Regions from separate parts of the Mus musculus genome. Here region 1 is linked to region 2. A link is a loop called in an ENCODE intact Hi-C map of the cell type or tissue named here. Cell type or tissue: gastrocnemius. All regions are shown on one strand. Each heading gives the region's core, and the rest is flanking DNA. Links, peaks and the distances in the headings are about the cores only. Region 1 overlaps Exoc6 (exocyst complex component 6). Region 2 has its middle 17 kb from the start of Gm32294.

Region 1 (5,382 bases), core at 190-5,189, 54 kb after region 2:
CAAGCATTTTACCAATGAAGTCGTCCCCTGGCCTTGGTCTGTTGAATTTTTTTTTGAATTTTTAAAGCCTGCCTTTTGGTGTGGTAGCGGATGATTTCCTGACTCTGCTCTCATGACTGAGGAGTCCGTCCTCTATTCACTTTCTGGCTTTTCAGATTTGGACCCTTTGCTTAATTGATGTAATTGTTTAATGCGGTGCAGTGAGTTTTTCTCAGGTGATTTTAGTTTGCATCTGCTTTCGCCTTGGCCGTAGCCCATATATTCTGAGCTCTCCTTATTACTGTTTCAGAGACATTTTGCAGTTTGAATTTTGTGCTTTTCCTGTTGGCACAGCAGTTCTAAACGGTGGGTTTTAAAGAGATTCTAGTCCTTAGGTTCTCATTCTAGTCTTTTTGCTGTTTTGGCGAGAAGCCAACTCTTTAGCACATTCTTCTTAAGTGTAAATGAATGTTGCTGTGAGGGATTTTGGCAAAGTGTTATAGTTCAACCTTAAAGCTAGTGGCAGAATGGGTGCTAGGTCTGCCCCATACCACCTGGTATTTTTGTTAAATTTTCTAAACTGTTCTAGGAAAGCAGTCTCTATCCACAAGCATTAGTCTATTTAATTGTTCGAGGTTTTTAAATTTAAAATGATGTTAGCAGTTGTTTATTCTAGAGGACAAGTAAGGTGACCCAAGTTGGGTGCTGCCCTTTCTCGCCCTTTGCGTTTTACCAAGCAGTCCAATAGTAAACAGGAAGAGACATCTCTGTGGTCAGGAATGTGACAACAGGAAGGAGGAAGTCTATTGCCAAGTCTGTGCGGGCTGATTACACCTCAGCTCTCCCACAGGATGTCCATTAGTGAGTGTGCTGTGTATTACCCAGTGCTGCAGAGAGCTAATGCCAGTCACAGGGGTGTCAGCGCTGGGCACAGGAAGTAATGTTAACTAATGTTAACTAATGTTTCCTGTACATGGGGATAGGGTACTATTAGTGAGGACGAATTACAGGAACTTCACACCGAGGAACACAGGCAAATAAAATTCAACATCAGAAATTTAAGAAAGTATCCCTTCATTTTTTTGGACCTTGCTTCTTCAGGGAGCCCAGGCAAGCCAGATAAGTCTCACAATGTGTTTCCTGCTCTGGTGCTGCAGACGGGCAAGACCAGTGGCTCAATCCCCTTCTTACCTTACAGTGGGGTGGGGTATGTTAGCTCTGTTAATAGAAACATTTTTGTTTGTTTGTTTGTTTTGTTTTTGTTTTTCGAGACAGGGTTTCTCCACGTAGCCCTGGCTGTCCTGGAACTCACTGTGTAGACCAGGCTGGCCTCAAACTCAGAAATCCGCCTGCCTCTGCCTCCTAAGTGCTGGGATTAAAGGCATGCACCACCACGCCTGGAGAAACATTTTTGAATATTTCAAATTTCAAACGAACGTGAGGAATCAGGTAGCCATTATCTTATAAAGCATTACATTTATTTTATTAGATTTATGTGTGTTTTGTCTGCATGTATGTTTGTGCACCGCATGCATGCTTGGTGCCACAAAATTCAGAAAAGGGCCTGGGACTGGAGTTATGGATGGGTTTAAGCCACTGTGTGGGTGCCGGGAGCTCTGTAAGAGCAACAAGGGCTCCTAACCTCTGAGCTTTGTTACTAGCTTCCTTATAAAGCCTTTTAAGAGCATGTGTATGTAGCAAATTAGATAAACTGTTTCCCAGGCAAACATACAAAGAATACGTACGTGTTTTATAAACTAGAAATCTTTTCCAGGATTAACAAAAGAAGTTGGATCTTGTGTTTCTATAGCTCCTCCCACAAAGTTCTTAGAAACTCCCAATTACTTTGCAGCCAGAGAATACCTCATTAGTATTTGACTGTCCAGCCAATTTCAGGATACCTTAACCTTTACTTGTGTTATTGTTGTTATATTAATTTTTAGCAGTTCATTATTATAGATGGTTTGGGGGGAAAGCTTGCAAAATCAGCATCATGTTTCCACATAGTCTTCCCATTTTAATTTGGCTTTAGGGACTTATCTCTAGATTGTCAGGTGGTGCTTCCCAGTTTTTTTTTTTTTTTTAATGTCATTGTACAAATTGGCTGATGAGATGGCTCAGCTGGTAAAGGGGCTTGCTGCTAAGCCTGCTGACCTGAGTTCAATCCCTGGAATCCATATGGTAGAAGGAGAGCAAGCTCCTTCAAACTGTTCTCTGTGTGTGCACCATGGCACAGGTGCATGTGCACACACATACATACATACATAACATACATACATCACGGTAAATACAGAAAGATGAAGTAGGTGAAACAGTTCATACCTCTGTTAGAAAGCTTCAGTTGTTTTACTAACCCATGTCTTTAGCATCATCCACACACACCATGAATAAATTATCAAGTAATCTATTTGTAGGTATTTAGTGCCGATCTAGAAAAACGAAGCACAGTTTGATATTCAATTCATCTAATTAAAGTCAGTGCTGATTTTTATCAGCCTGTGATATATATATATAATACACATACTTTTTATACATTTATTTTAAAGTCAAATAGTGACTATAATGTAATATTTGATAAAGTGTTTGTGTGTGTGTGTGTTCTTTCAGTACCATATGGCAATTAAATGTCAGGTAGCGGGTAACAGACAGAGTTGTCTCCTGTGCAGGGCTGGCCACTCTTATAGAAGCTTGAGTTGGGAGAATTTTTGTTGTGTTTATAGTTCTGTCTCACCACGTAAATGCTAATTTTAAAGTAATAAGTAACAAGATAAAAATAGCTTTAAAAAGAAAAATCTAGCCAGGCATCTTAGCACTTGGGAGGCAGAGGCAGGCAGATCTGTATGAATTCAAGGTAAGCCTGGTCCAGGACAGCGAGAATTACACAGAGAGACCCTATGTCAGCAAAACAAACAAACAAATAAACAAACAAACAAACAAAAACAAAAGAGAAATCTTATTTTTATTTTGCTTTTATACTTCTCAGAGGTCAATTAGACTGTTCGATTGATGTACTTTGAGGCAGTTGTTAGATTGCTGGTTCACCTGGTGGTGAAGAGCGCCCTCTGGTGACTAACTCTTTTTATATCCTCACACTTCTGAATTGAATATAAAGGTGGAAGACCTCATCATTTCTCAAGTATCTGAGAAGATAAAAATACACTAAACAAAGTTGATGTGGTTTTCGAGTGAAAAAGATAGTATAGACTTTGTGTGGAAGGCTTGTCAAAGTTGCATGATTGGAGAGTTATCTAGTGTAAAATGCCGAAGGAGCTGTCTTGAGCTGAAGCTGGAAAGAAATGTAAGCTATATTGAGGCATATGTAGGATAAAGCATCTTTGTAATGGAATCTTCCCCCTGAATTAAGTAGTTTCTTAAGCAAATGTCTTGCTAATTTAAGTTAGATGGGATCTGATATTTGTTTAAAAGAAAATAATTCCAGATCATGTGATTTTTTTTTCTTTAAAAAAAAAAACACTAAATAAAGAGCCTTTCTCCTACATGGCCTCTTCTTCACTATTTTTAAATAAAGCTTTATTTACCTCATTGGTGTTTACATAGTTGTCCCTGAAAACCCAGAGCCTGGAAAAGACTTGAGGTTTACAGGCCCATCTCTGGCTGCAGCTCCAGGTCTCAGGTGGATTCTGAAGTGCTTCTGAAGAGACTGAATTATTCTCAATCCTTAATAGCCAAGGATGAAAACTTATGATAGCAATAAGAGTGGTATTCGGAATCTAAGAATTAAATTTAAACTTGAGATTACTTAAAGATAAATGATAAGCAATTTCATGAATATGAAATATTAAGTGTATATTAGAAATATACTAAGAATGGTATGCTGGAGACGAAGCTTGATTTGGCATCAGAAGAACTGGCTAGAAGGTAGCAAGCCGCTCACCCTGAGAGGAGGGAGGGCATGAGACGGGCTTCACTGCTAGAGATGCAGATTCAGCCTCCTGTGTGAGCCGAGGACCTGGCCAGAGTGTGCCCTTGAGGCTGATATTTGAAGAGGTAGAAAAGGGACTCACGGGCCTCAAGTCAGTGGCTCCTAAAGTATTGCCAGAGATGTGTTTGCGAAATTTCTTCTCAAAAAGGTTTTAGAAAGATTTGACACCACAAGCTGAAGGTAGGATCACTAGTGCCCAGAGATGCTGGCTGGGTTTCTCTGAGTTTTTAGCGTTTGTGAGTCTTTCTCCTTTCTCTTTCTTGAAAGCAATTAAAGTTTTGTGGTGGCCACTGTAGTGTCTTTTGGCATAACACTGCAGACCTAGGCCTGGACCAGCTTGCTCTTTCTTTCTTTCTTTCTTTCTTTCTTTCTTTCTTTCTTTCTTTCTTTCTTTCTTCCTTCCTTCCTTCCTTCCTTCCTTCCTTCCTTCCTTCCTCCTTCTTTCCTCCTTCCTTCTTTCTTCCTTCTTCCTTCCTTTCTTTCTTTCTTTCTTTCTTTCTTTCTTTCTTTCTTTCTTTTCTTTCTTTCTTTCTTTCTTTCTTTCTTTCTTTCTTTTCTTTCTTTCTTTTCTTTCTTTCTTTCTTTCTTTCTTTTCGAGACAGGGTTTCTCTGTGTAGCCTTGGCTGTCCTGGAACTCACTCTGTAGACCAGGCCTGCCTCTGCCTCCGGAGTGCTGGGATTAAAGGCGTGCACCACCACCACACCTGGCTTTCTTTCTTTCTTTCTTCTTCTTTTTTTTTTTTTTTTTTGGCCAATTATATTTCTTATTACAAAATGTTTAAATGGTGTTTTAGGGAAAAATAATTATGTTTTGGGAGGCAGTACATTTTATTTTCTTCCTAGATATTGTATGATGAACTTATTCTTTATCATGAAAACACAGTGAAAGAAAAAAATATTGAAAATGCTACAAGACTGTGTGCTTTATGATTAAAAATGACTGTTACCAGAAATGAATCCTTTGTTACATTTCTGTAAAAACATAACTTTTTTTCACCTTTCCTTTACCAAAATAAAATCGTAAAGTATTTCTTGTGGTACCTATCAGAACACAGACGCAGGTCAGCTTATCAGATTACGGTTGGTAATAAAAGCGTTAATTTTTACTTCACCCTTTAGATGTTAATTTTCTCATTTTAAACCACTAGGTGGAGTCCTATACAAATAATTCAAAAAGGCATCTTTGAAAGCTAATTCCCTTGTTTAAATCCCCAAAGCCCCATAATACTAGACCACAATTTACAGAACCTCTTAGACCTGAATGCTTGGCGTTGGTGTGTGAGATGCAGAAGAGAATGGGTTCTGTCCGTGCTTACAAAGCTGAACTGCGTGGAAGAGAGTGTTTTTGTGCATCCCTACTTGCTAAAATTAAAACACAGGAATAAAATCTTTAAAAAATCATGTTTACTTTCAAATCACAAGGAATTTTTAAGATTTTGAGTTTTGCACCTGTGTAATTG
Region 2 (5,382 bases), core at 179-5,178:
TTTTCTTTTCTTTTTTTTTGGTTTTTTTGAGACAGGGTTTCTCTGTGTAGTCCTGGCTGCCCTGGAACTCACTTTGTAGACCAGGCTGGCCTCGAACTCAGAAATCTGCCTGCCTCTGCCTCCTTAGTGCTGGGATTAAAGGTATGTGCCACCACCACCCGGCTATGTCAAGAGTTCTTACATCATCTCATGCCATAATTTTATTACACAGATCCTATTAATTAGCTCTTATTGTATGACTGTCATCTTTCTAAACACTACACACACACACACACACACACACACACAGAGTTTCATTTAATGTCCTCAACACTACGGCAAGGGTAACATTACTGTCCCAGTTTTTCAGATAAAGGATCTGAGGCTTACAGGTGGCTGTTAGTCTGCTTTAGAGAGTATGAGAAAAACTACAGGCAGGGAGTCCAAATTAACAGAATTGATTTTCTCACAGTTTTAGAAGCTAAAAGTCCAAAGCCAGGGAGGGACTCACTGGCTCCTGACTTGGCGTCTTTTTGTGCTTTCTTGCTTCAAATACCTTATTCTCTGCCAGACAGCTCTCTGATACCTCTTCTCCTTCTTATAGGTACATCAACACAATCCAATTACAGTCTGCATTGAGACAGGATCTTACTATACAACCACAGCTGGCCTGGAATGCATGCATTACATAGCCCAGATTGGCTTCAAACTCACAGGATGACTGTACCTCTGCCTCGTGGGATGCTGGGATGAAAGGCAGGAGCCACAAAGCTCAATCACACATTCCTTTTAAATAAGCCTTTCTCTTTCTGTTTCAGTTCTTCAGAAAGCTTGCTCATCAGTTCTCACTAGTTAAAAGCTGGAGCAAATGGAGCTGACTTTGCCCCTGTAGCTTCCTCCTAAAACCTGGCTTGATATCACATACTTACTATCTCAGGGTTCATTGGTCCAGGTCTACCTGGTCTAGGTGAACATGAGGGTGAAGAATATCAAAACGACATGTCCTTCCATGGTTGTCCCTGACTCTATCTTTGGAATTCTTGCTTCTCTGCTCCAGTTCCATGACTCACAACTGGTTACAACTACTATGTCTGGTTCTGGGGTTCCCTGTCCCATTTGTCTTGACAATGGACAGATGCACGCTCTCCTAGCCCCATGCAGCAGTGATACGTGCTGGTTGTTTCTAGTTCTTTTTCTGCTGCTATGAATTGGCTCACACCAATTATGACGGCACAGGAGGAGACCCAAAGGAGCTGGTGATATGCTCTTAGTTGTGGAAGTTGAACAATGTACCATTAAATTATTGTATTTATTATTATTATTAATTTATTTATCTTTTGGTTTTCAGACAGAAAGTCTCTGTGTAGAGTAGGCTGGTCTTGAACCCCTGCCTCTGCCTCCTGGGTGCTAGAATTAAAGGGGTGTACTACTACACCACGCTCAGTGATCTTAAATTCATTTATTTATTTATTTATTTATTTATGTTTTTTGATTTTTCGAGACAGGGTTTCTCTGTATAGCCCTGGCTGTCCTGGAACTCACTCTGTAGACCAGGCTGACCTCGAACTCAGAAATCCACCTGCCTCTGCCTCCCGAGTGCTGGGATTAAAGGCTTGTGCCACCATGCCCGGCTCAATCTTAAATTCTTAACTTCACTCAGTACATGGCTGTGTAATTTCAGTCTCTTTGGACCTCCACTTTTTGACCTGTAAAATGGGTTGGGAATGTTTGCTGTATGGATACCAAAGAGTGGGTGAGTGGGACGCATGCTGATACAAAAGTAGATCGCACCTTAAAGGTGTGTGCTGTAAAGAGAAATAATAAAGTTAGTTGCAATAATGACACAAATGATAAAATTTGAGTACTTTTTATAAGGAGATAAGTCCCCCCAGAAGTCTGATGTAGAGGTGGGGCAGACGGGGAAAAACAACCTTTGTTGGAAACTAAGTGTTAGAACTTCCATGGTCCAAATGAAAACTGACCACCTGCCACGGAAGATGAAAGCCACTCTCTTCAATATAAAAGGAAAACTTAACTTCTCCTGCTAGTCCTTCCTCATGCGGGGTGCTTGCTAAGGGCTCCCCACTAGATCAGTGGTTCTCAACCTTCCTAATGCTGCGACCCTTGAATCCAGTTCCTCATGTTGTGGTAATCCCCAACCATAAAACTATTTTTTGTTGCTAGTTCATAACTGTAATTTTGCTACTGTTATGAGTCGTAATGTAAATATTTGTGCTTTCCCAGTAGTCTTAGGTGACCCCGGTGCGACCCTCGGGTTGAGAACCGTTGTTCTAGACGGCCTTTAGAGACCAACTTCGTTCATATACCAGTTCATGAACACTATAGGAGAAAACTGGATACAGAGTGCTGGTGGTGCTCTCACACTGGTCGGCAGAGCTTTGGCAGCTGCTCTGGCTGCTGTAGAGTAGGCTCCAGCTCCTACACTAGTGCCACTGAACCCCCTCAGGGTGCTATCTCGGCTCGCTCAGACTTGGAGCCACTCTTCCCGGATGCAACTGCCGAGGGCGCCCTCTAGAGGTCGACTTGCTACTCTTGCTGCATCAGTCTGTGCCTTCAGCAGTAACAAGCTACCCATAATAGGAATCTGCAGTATGTTGTGGGTGCGACCTGGAAGTGGAATACTAAATTTTAACTGAGCCACAAGATTTGAAACAGGCTTTCCCCGAGCCGATCGTGTACAAGGGAAATGCCTTTGTTGATAGGGCTCACAATAGGGATAGCCTCTCTGGAATACCCTGACTGGGGCAGCAACATTTAGGAAAGGGTAGACAAGAGCTTTGAGGTATTTTAAAAGAGAGATTAACACTTATTGTAGAGGCGCTAATCACTGAGCGAAATAATCAAGGGCCAAACTACAAGGTGTTAGCAAAAAGATTAGAGAGTTGGGGTGTGAATATTCAAAACTGGGTATGGGGAACCTGGGTACACACAGGAAAAAAAAAACAAAACATGAAAACAACAACAACAAAAACTACAAACATAAGAGCCTGAACTGCTGGTGTCCCCAAAGCAGGGCTCAGGAGTTATCATTAAAACTATTAAATGCTGAATGTTGGTACAGTGCTTAGTTTGTATCAGGCACACAGTAAATAAATATTAGGTTCTGTCACCTCTTTTGTTTATTAAAGTTCATTGTTTAGGATATTAAGAAAATCAAAGAGAAAAAAAAAGGGTTTTGTTTGTTTGTTTGTTTTGTTTTTGTTGTTGTTTTAAGAAAGTAGAGGAGAGCTGGGCCGTGGTGGCGCACGCCTTTAATCCCAGCCCTCTCGAGGCAGAGGCAGGCAGATTTCTGAGTTCAAGGCCAGCCTGGTCTACAGAGTGAGTTCCAGGACAGTCAGGGCTACACAGAGAAACCCTGTCTCAGAAAAACCAACCAAACAAACAAACAAAAAAAACCCAAAAACCAAAAAACAAACAAACCAAAAAACCCCCAAAAAACAACACAAAACAAACAAACAAAACAAAACAAAAACAACAAAAAAGAAAGTAGAGGAGAGTCTGGCTAATTTATTTATTTATATTTATTTATTTTCATTTATCTATTAAAAATTTGAGGAACAATTTGCTTTTAGGAACCGATCGCTCCGAGGCCAGGAGTTTCCAGAACTTTTGCAATCAAGGACTGGCTTGCTCTGATCATTTCACTTTCTTTTTTTGGAACAAGTCAGAGCCCCCGAACAGCCTAGAACTGAGAACTTGAAAATGAAATCAGAGCACAAGAGGAAATGGTTTGATATCCAAATCACCAGTGTTGTAGGAGATGGTTTTCTAGGAAGCGTTTGCAGAGAACCTAATAAGATAGCGGAGAGGAGGGCAGGCCCGGAGAGGAGGCTTCTGGGAGTTTGTGGAGTTCCGAGAACGAGGTGTTAACTTTAAAAGAGAACAAGGGACAGAAATCCAAATCAGAGTTGGTTTTTTTTTTTTTGTTTGTTTGTTTGCTTTTTTGTTTTTAAGAAGTGAATACTGTATTCAGAATAGATAACATGGGGGGGAAAAGTCATTTAAATTGAGCCGTTGAGTGCCTGTCTTTCTTGGTGCTAAATTGAGGAAGAGGAGGGCAGGAATGTGTGCTGGCCTTCCCTAGGGCTATTGAAGGGCAAGTTTGCAGGCCTCTGTTGGAGAAGTTTCTCTGGCCTAGATTGAGAGCAGTACTAATATACGGGATCAAAAGTATTTAGAAGCAGTTTGAGAAAGGGCCCGTTCTGTAAAACAACCGAGGAAGGTGCCCTTAGGGCCTATGACCTTCCCACATGTGGGCTTTTGATTAAGTTTACCGTTCCAGGCATGAACTCCCTCTAGTAGAGCAGGCCTCAAGTCAATCCCAAGTGGGTTGGTTGTCCCTATTAACAGTCATACCACTATTTTACCAGTAATACCTCCTGCCCGGAACGTCTGTATTGTAGTATTCAGGATTTGCTGCTGGATACCACTGAGGGCATCTCCCCCAGCAGTCCATATAGCAAGCAGTGCTATGAAAACTAGCCAGCAGGGAACACATTAGAAGCCCCTTTGAACCCTGTGGTGGTTTGAATATGCTTGGCCCAGGAAGTGCCACTATTAGGAGGTGTGGTCTTGGTGGAGTGGGTGTGGCCTTAGTGGAGGAAGTGTGTCATTATGGGCATGGGCTTTAAGACCCTCCTCCTAATTACATGAGAGCCAGTCTTCTCCTAATAGCCTTCAGATGAAATTGTAGAACTCGCAGCTCCTCCTGCACCACACCTGCCTGGACGCTGCCATGATCCCACCTTGGTCATGGTGTCTGTTCTCAGCAGTACAACCCCTAACTAAGACAACCAACCACCTTGCCTTACTCTCCCCCTAGAAGCAGCTACTGCTATCATTGTCATGTCCTGAGATCTGGTTCCCTGCTTTTATATGTATAAGACTATCCATATCCAGAAAGGCAAATTTGATGTTTCAAACCCAGCAAAGTAAGGGCTGGAGATGTAGCTCAGTGAGAGAGAGAGAGTTTACCTTACATACTTAAGGTTGTGGGTTCCATTCCCAGTAGTGCAGAAACAACAACAACAACAACAACAACAATGTGACATATATTTCTTTCTATCTACCTTTCTTGTTTCAATCTGCCAAATTATGACTTCATGGACAGATTTACCAGCCTTATTTTTTTTAAGGCTGTCCTTAGTCTATTTAACCATTAATGAAAATTTAGGATGTTTATTTATTTATTTATTTATTTATTTAAGACCATTACTGTGAGAAAACAGTCGAAGGAAGTCTTTTTTTGTAATGGTGGAAATTATATAATTTTTAGGAAGGAGATGGCATACCTGGCAGAGTTTGGAAAATTAAACAAGCGGTTTAAACAGCCTGCCTCTCGATGTCCTCTGATCCACACCAAATCCCCAGCAGTTCTCAAAG

What was found. A loop is a pair of places that touch in the nucleus more often than their neighbours do. Peaks named below come from ENCODE experiments on the same cell type or tissue, not always from the same donor. Only the 100,000 strongest peaks of a DNase experiment are listed, where the experiment ranks them.
Region 1: it touches region 2 in a loop (2.1-fold over the local background); 5 of 42 quality-filtered maps call a loop at or near these places.

The regions. Positions count from the first base shown.
Region 1 is chr19:37,560,912-37,566,293 of GRCm38, forward strand. The region is part of intron 1 of Exoc6 (exocyst complex component 6); the gene reads left to right. Among named protein-coding and RNA genes, the nearest start is that of Exoc6, 13 kb to the left of the region's middle. In gastrocnemius, for the core only: CTCF peaks have their summits at 3,052 (motif pointing left) and 5,076 (motif pointing right); a DNase peak (open chromatin) is centred at 3,035; H3K27ac peaks cover 2,577 bases.
Region 2 is chr19:37,507,418-37,512,799 of GRCm38, forward strand. No RefSeq gene overlaps it. Among named protein-coding and RNA genes, the nearest start is that of Gm32294, 17 kb to the left of the region's middle. In gastrocnemius, for the core only: a CTCF peak has its summit at 2,517 (motif pointing left); a DNase peak (open chromatin) is centred at 2,494.